Linked DNA regions of Mus musculus: region 1 is linked to region 2. A link is a contact called in ENCODE Hi-C or POLR2A ChIA-PET data. All regions are on one chromosome and are shown on one strand. The core of a region is the stretch at or near the end of the contact, and the rest is flanking DNA. Distances in the headings are between cores, read along the strand shown. Region 1 overlaps Cux1 (cut-like homeobox 1). Region 2 holds the start of Cux1 (cut-like homeobox 1).

Evidence for each region. Hi-C counts contacts between places; a loop is a spot of excess contacts on that map. ChIA-PET counts read pairs that join two places held with the same protein, here RNA polymerase II (POLR2A).
Region 1: a map of T-helper 17 cell shows a loop between it and region 2 (2.2-fold over the local background). The contact joins the enhancer-like site here to the promoter of Cux1 in region 2. A Hi-C loop is called at or near these places in 6 of 37 maps with a recorded cell type or tissue (T-helper 17 cell, left cerebral cortex and regulatory T cell). POLR2A ChIA-PET finds 5 or more read pairs at or near these places in 2 of 5 experiments (Patski and embryonic stem cell).

The regions. Positions count from the first base shown.
Region 1 is chr5:136,499,257-136,502,624 of GRCm38, forward strand. The region is part of intron 1 of Cux1 (cut-like homeobox 1); the gene reads right to left. Among named protein-coding and RNA genes, the nearest start is that of Cux1, 67 kb to the right of the region's middle. Within about 2 kb of position 1,480, at least 1 of the 3 ENCODE cell types and tissues checked has a DNase peak (open chromatin) inside an H3K27ac peak, as active enhancers do.
Region 2 is chr5:136,565,328-136,568,816 of GRCm38, forward strand. Cux1 (cut-like homeobox 1) reads right to left here and starts at 2,163. Exons shown (of 23, transcript NM_001291234.1): 1 at 1,851-2,163. The coding sequence starts at 1,913.

The DNA of each region.
Region 1 (3,368 bases), core at 230-2,729, 67 kb before region 2:
CTGCCACCTCTGAACCAGCTGAGCCATCCTTGACTTTACTTTTGTGGTTAATTTTTGAGATTTTCAGGGCCTGGTGCCTAAAGCAGAGTAGTTTTAAGGGCCATTTTAATTCACAGTGAGAATGGCCTCCAGCCCTCTTCAAACCTGGAAGTGCTGCTACCTATCTACTCACACTAGTCCCTAGGACAGGAACTCTATTTATCCGCTGTACCCCAGCTTGTCCAAAAGTTGGCGGGTCCCCTAGCTACAGTCACACAAAGCTAGCTAATGAGTCACTGCTACTGTCTGGAGTTGCCTAAAGGATGGAGACAGACAATTAACAAGCACAATTACCACAAACTCTTGCTGCCACATAGTGTGTGTGAGGAGGAGGGGGGCTATTCTGATACTAATTCAGTCATAGCCAGTCCTGTTCCCATCAGAAGTGACCCCACATCCTAGGTGTCTCTTCTGTACCCCCATCACCAATCAAAACTCCTTGGGGCAGGAAATTACACTCACTGCAATTTGTTCCTTGGGTTATGGCTATGGCTTGGTTGGTAGAGTGTTCCCATGAAACCCTGAGTGCATTCCCAGGACTTCATAAACCAGGTGTGGTCATGCATTCCCAAAATCACCACACTGGGGAAGTGGAGACAGAAGGATCAGGAGTTAAGACATCCTGAGCATGGTGAGTTGGAAGCCATCTTGGGCTACATGAGACCCTGCCTCAGAAGAAATAAAGGAACAAACCACAAAAAGACTTTCAGGAGAAGGTGACTGCAGACTTGTTCCCAGCAGACCCCATTCCTAAGCGCTCTGTCTGCTAGCAGGTTTCTCCAGAGCTCCCTGTGCGGCTGCATAGCACTTACAGCATGCACTTGCCAACAGCAATATCATGGTCTGTGTGGTGGGAAGGTCTGAACTGGGGTGTCTAATGGGATTGGGATAAGTCTGTCTTAACCCTACAAACAGGAAGAGGCCGTTGCTGTCTCAGAGGCAGCTGCATCAAGGTTACAGAGATGTATGGACATGAAAGGGGACTGCATGAATTCAGAGCATCACTCTGGAGGAACAGCCTTGGGTCCATGACGCGGGGAGCCTACTTTCCTCCCTCCTGGCTCAGGAGCAGATTTATTTATAGACTGGGCTCCTAGCAGGGAATGTAAAGAAAGGAAATAGAGGTCCTCAAAACTGCCCTGGCCCTCAGGGCACTCACAAGGCCTACACGGCTTGGACCTCTTCCAGGAAGAGCAGGTATCAGGACCAGCTGTGAGTATGGACAGAGGGCTTCCCCTGCAAGCAGAGTCGGAGAAAGTGCTTCCTGCCAAGGATCAGGAAGATACAAAGGTAGCAAAGGAAGCAGGGAGGCTACATGCAGCCCCAAGAACAGGAAAGAGGGAAGATTCCAGAAGGCAGGGGGAATAAAAATAGCTGCTGTCAGTTTACTGAGTCATCTTTTATGTCCCTTGTGGTTTTTAATCCCCGTGACAACCTAACACAGTGCTCTCTGCCTGCTGTACTGTCAGGCACCCTGACATTCACAGGTACAGCCAGCTGGCCAGACGCAGCCCAGCAGGACCTCACCAGCAGAGAGGCCACCACTTCCACAGAGCTTGGCCCCAAATTGCAGGGCCCTCCTATTTTAAAGTCCGGGGGCTGTATCTGTCCTGTGATGAGGTCTGTCTTTGTGTCCCCAGCTTTCTCTCTGGGTTTCCCTACTAGTCCCTCCCACCAGGGGGACTGCCAGAGCCAGGTCTGCTTTTTGTTTGTTTGTTTGTTTGTTTGTTTGTTTCAAATGTAGAAAATACTCCAATTTATTCACGAAAACATTAGAATTATTTATCACGATTCACTCATCCATACCCATCTTCCCTGGTCTGCTTTAAACAGGGTAAAGCACCATCTTCACTAGTGAGCTCCTAGGTCACAGTTGCTGAGAAAGGGAGGGGGAAACACACCTGTGACCACAAAGCTTGGAAAGCAGAGGCAGGAGGATTGTGAATCCATGATCAACTGGGGTTACATTGAGAGACCTTGTCTGAAGAAACAACCAATAAAGAGCTAGCTATGATGGAGCACACCTGTGATCCCAGCTCTTTGGAGGTGGCGGCAAATGGGCCAAGAGTTTAAGTCAGCTTCAGGTACACTGAGTTCAAAGCCTACCTAGGCTACATAAGACCATGTTTCAAAAACAAACAAGAATGGTTTAAGAGATAAAATAAAACAAACAAACAAACAAACAAGAAAACCCACAAGAATAGAGGGAAGAAAGCTGCAGCTCAACAATGAGCCCACAGGGTGGGGGAGGCTGGGGGGGGGGGGAGGCTAGAAGGGAATGGGATGTATACTTTTAACTGTGTGTGTGTGTGTGCATGGATGTGCACATGTGCAAGGCACTGAGGGTTTATTATTCTATTACTTACCACCCTGTCATTTATTGACTTATTTTTAAGTTATTACTTTGTGTGTGTGCATGTGTGTGAGCATACACAGGACACGCATACACAGGACACATGTGTGCATGTGTGTGAGCATACACAGGACACATGTGTGCATGTGTGTGAGCACACACAGGACACGCATAAGAAAGTCAGAAGACCTGGAAGGCTTGGGTTCTGCCTTTCCATCACTTGAGCCCCAGAGACGGAACTCAGATCATCCAGCTTGGCATTAAGTACCTTTACTGCTGAAATATCTTGCAAGCCTTCCATGTGGCTTTTTGAAAGGCGCTCTCTCTCTCTCTCCCTCTCTCTCTCTCCCTCTCTCTCTCTCTCTCTCTCTCTCTCTCTCTCTCTCTCTCTCTCTCTCTGAATGGGTAAGTGGCTCCCTAGTTTCAGCTCCCAGGTGCTATAATCCTGCAGGCACAAGCTTCCACGCCCAGCATTTGCCATGGGTGCTGGGGATCCAAACACTCAGCTCTCCGTGCTTCCGTTTTAAGGACTTTACTACCTGAGCCGCCTCCCCAGCCCTCCATCTTGATGAGCAGGCAGCAGCCGAAGTACAACTCACAGTGGCATCAGGCGAAGACCCAAGCACAGTCTCTAAATCAGAATCTTGAACCAGCTTCAGGGAATGCAGTTAATACAGGAAGTGACCCCCAGACGAACAAATAGGATACAGTGAAATGGAATTATGAGCCTGGCAGTGAACAGTGGTGGGAACTTCCCATCCCTGTGGCTGCCAGCTTTCGTTCTGGTCCCCTCCTTGCCTTAAATGTTCCTGGGGCTCCCAGAGCCAGTCAGCAGCTGACCTGTCAAATCTGACTTCTGGAATAAAAATGAAAAGGCCAAGTGGCAGCCGTAACATGGAATTTCCTTGTTTTTATTAGTTTAAGGCTCTTAAAGAGTAACTTTTACATTGGGGAAAACGTCTCAAATATGTACTAC
Region 2 (3,489 bases), core at 913-3,412:
TCTCTCTGGTGTTCCCAGTGATCAAAGCTCTGAGGGCTCACTTGCCGCTCACCTTCAACTTGGCTCCGGCTACGCACAACATCCACCTGGCAGAATCCTGGGGCTGTCCAGGCGCCGCGAACGCGGAGCTAGCACTAGCAGGGAGGACCCCGAGGGCGAGCAGCTGGTTCCGATGAGGGGTGGCAGGCAGAATAGCATCCTCTGGGCACGCAGGCAGCTCCGCCGCGGATTGGGAAGCCCCGATACCATCCCCTCGAGGCGACGAGGAACCACAATCAGTCTCCTTACAGTCCAGCGGGGCCCCCGGGGCTTTGCTTTCGAGAACCGGGCTGGAGAAGGCAGCTCGGAGCGGACCTGACGCGCGCTCCATAACTCCTGGGGCCCCTTTGCAGAGAGGACAGAACACACCCCTCGCGAAAAAGAGTGAGGGGCTGGAGTGATGCAAGCTATCGGTCACCGAGGGGGGAGCCCTGGAAGTCCCTGAGACACGCAGCTAAGTCTGGCTGCACCGATCGGTGACCCCGGAGGAAAAGCGCTCCGAGACCGGGTCACGCAGCGGCCTGCGCTCGGTGGAAAGTTGCAGCCTTTCTCCCGCACCTTTTCCCTTCTCCCGGGCCGATCCCGCACTCTGCGCGACCCACCGGTGTCCCCCCGCAAGCCAAGTTTTTCCCTTCCAAAGCTTCCCCCACAACCCCTTCCCGGGGAAGTCCCCGGGCGCAAAAAAGGGGGACAGATCCAGCTCCGCAGTCACTTTCACGCAGAAGACACACAAAAGAGCGCGGGGCTTGCGGGTTGGCCCCGGGACGTAAACAAACGGGGTGGGGGAGGGACCCGCCACACCGGGTAGCCGGTGCCCTGGCCGGGGCGACACCGGTTGACAATCCCTTACGGGAGTAGTGGAAAGAGGAATGGTGGCAGCTGGGCCCAAGGGGAACGATCAAGGAGCAGCCAGGAGCTCCAAGCCACCCGCCGTCTTCACGACAAGGGGCCACCCGCCAGCCTGGCCGTCGCCGCCACCGCCGCCAGCCGCCGGTGGCCGATCTGACCCTCCCCCGGAGCCGGCGGCACCACAGCGCCACCAGCTCCAGCTCCGCCGCGCCGGCGGGGCAGTGGCGGCGGCGGCGGCGGCGGTCCGCGACTCTCTCCTCCAGGAGACAGAGGAAAGAGAGAGAGAGAGAGAGACAGGCGCTTCACCCCCCACCAGCAACTCCCCACAAACTTTCCCCGGGAATACGACGGGGCTGAGCCGGGGGGAAGGAAGGACGTGACTGGCGCGAGGGGGACTAGCGTCCCGCAGCTCCCCTTCTTTGCAGCCCTGCCACCCCTCCAGAGCCACCCCGTGGCGCGTCCCCCTCTTTAGCGCGCGCGAGTTCCCACTGAGCCCCCGTGGGGGGGGGGGACCGCCGCTCCCCCCTCCTCTCCACCAGGGTCCCGCGACAACGACAGCGCGCGGGGTAGGCGGCGGCGGCGGAGAGGACGATGAGGATGATGATGGCGATGATGGTGGGGAGGAAGACACCCTCCGGGGTTGAAGGGGGCAGACACCGGGGGGCAAAGATGTTGGTGGCGGCTGGCGGCTCCGGCGCCATCTTGGGCTGATCGATGAATTGAACAAAGAGGATCAATTTCTGATCAAGCCGAGTGATCAATGAGAGCCGGGGAGCCCGAGGGACTCGCCGCCGACTCGGCCCCGCTCTTCTCCCGGCACCCCCCTCCTGCTTTCCCCCGTCGCCTCAGCACCCCCGCCAGGGCCCTGGCAGCCCGGAGTGTCACCCTCCTTCCTGAGGGAGGCCGCGACCGCCCGCAGCCCTCACCCCCCGGGCGCGAGGCCGAGCGCCGAGAAGCCTGACCTGCAGCTGCTGTAAATCAAAGCGCTTCCAATATTGAAACATCGATCCCACATTGGCCGCCATCTTGAGACATATTGAGACGGAGTGAGAGGCTGATAGAGAGGGGGCTGGAGTTCAGGAGCCGCCAGGAGGCAGCAGGCGGGCGGGCGCCAAAACCCGGCCTGGAGCCGGCCGCCGCCTCAGCCACCGCGGACGCGGACTCCTTCCTCCTCACGGCGCCGCCGCCGCTGCCGCCGCCGCCGCCGCCACCGCCTCAGCCATGGAGTCCGAAGCCTGAGGGAAACGCGGCGGCGGCGGCGGCGGCAGCCTTGACGCGCGCGCGCCGCGCTCTCTCTCCACAGCCCGAGCGCGGGCATCCGGGGCCCTCGCGACCCCTCACCCTTTTTCCCGCGCGCCCCGCCACAAGCCCCCCTCCCAGGCCGCGCTGCGACCCTACGGCGGCCCGGCCTCGAGGGGGCGCTGCGGGGTCTCCTCCGGACCCCGCAGCTCACCTAAAGGGCGCCCTCCCTCCCCAACACCCCCGCCCCCGGGAAGGTCGCGGTCGCCGGTGGCCAGCGCTTTAGGATAAGGTGCCCCTCGCTCTGCGCGCCTGAGGACAGTGGGCTGCGCTGCGGCAGCGGGGCGCGGGCGCTGCGCTCTTTCGCACGGTGCGCGCGGTGGAGCGAGCGGAGCCCACCTGCACAGCCGGCGGTCGGGACCCCACCGGCCAGCCCGCGCGCCGGGGCTGCGGGTGACCTCACTCCGCTCCCCTATGCGCTCCAGCTGGGGGACCTCCAGACCACAGCGGTCGTGAACAGTGTTTCATATTCAAGGAAGTGCAATTGTGTCGTGGTAAAGGGGGCGGAGGGGGTTGACCACCAAGCCTTGGAGCCTGCGGCTGCTGCCGCCGCGACTCCCATTCACGTCCTACACATTCCGTTGCAATCCCCAACTTGCACCGGGACACATCAGCGAGTGGCGACGGCCTCCCCACCCTTCAGAGCCGCTCCAGCGTCCGCCAGGACTGGGGCAAGTCTTGGAGCACAACTCTGTCCCAACCATGCTTCTGCGACACAACCCCAGAAACTTCCTCTGGGGTTCACACAACTCCGCGCCTCCGTCTTTGCAGGCAGAAAGTTTGAGAGCGTGCAGTGCACTTGAAACTGAGCGCTCGTTCCTAAGTTTTGAAGAAGAAAAAAAAAAAAAAACAAAAACGCTCACATTTAAACCGGGAGTGGGGGGAAGGAAGTTCTCTTTACATTTCCTTCTAGACCCAAAGCACGCGTTTCAGGATCGTCATCTTTAATGGATTTATTCACACCAGAGAGTTTGCGTTTACAGTAGGAACACAGTGTTTTCACTTTGCTGCACTTCGGTGAACGTGTAATTAGTTAAGACAAATCCCTAAATTCCTTAATCTTGAAAATTATATGTAAATAACGTCTGTATGGAACACCAAACATGACAGTAGAAAATAATTGCTCTCTGAGCCAAGTTTGAGGGCTTAGCGTTATTCGGTTGCGGTGAGATCGATATTTTTGGAGAACGAGGTTGGAAATGAAAGTCCCCCCGAGATTTAAAGAATACAAGTGTTCCCGGGTCTTGCAACTGCACCCAAAAGCCTCTGTGTCCATGCAGCGGTCGGGACCGGGCTGCACTC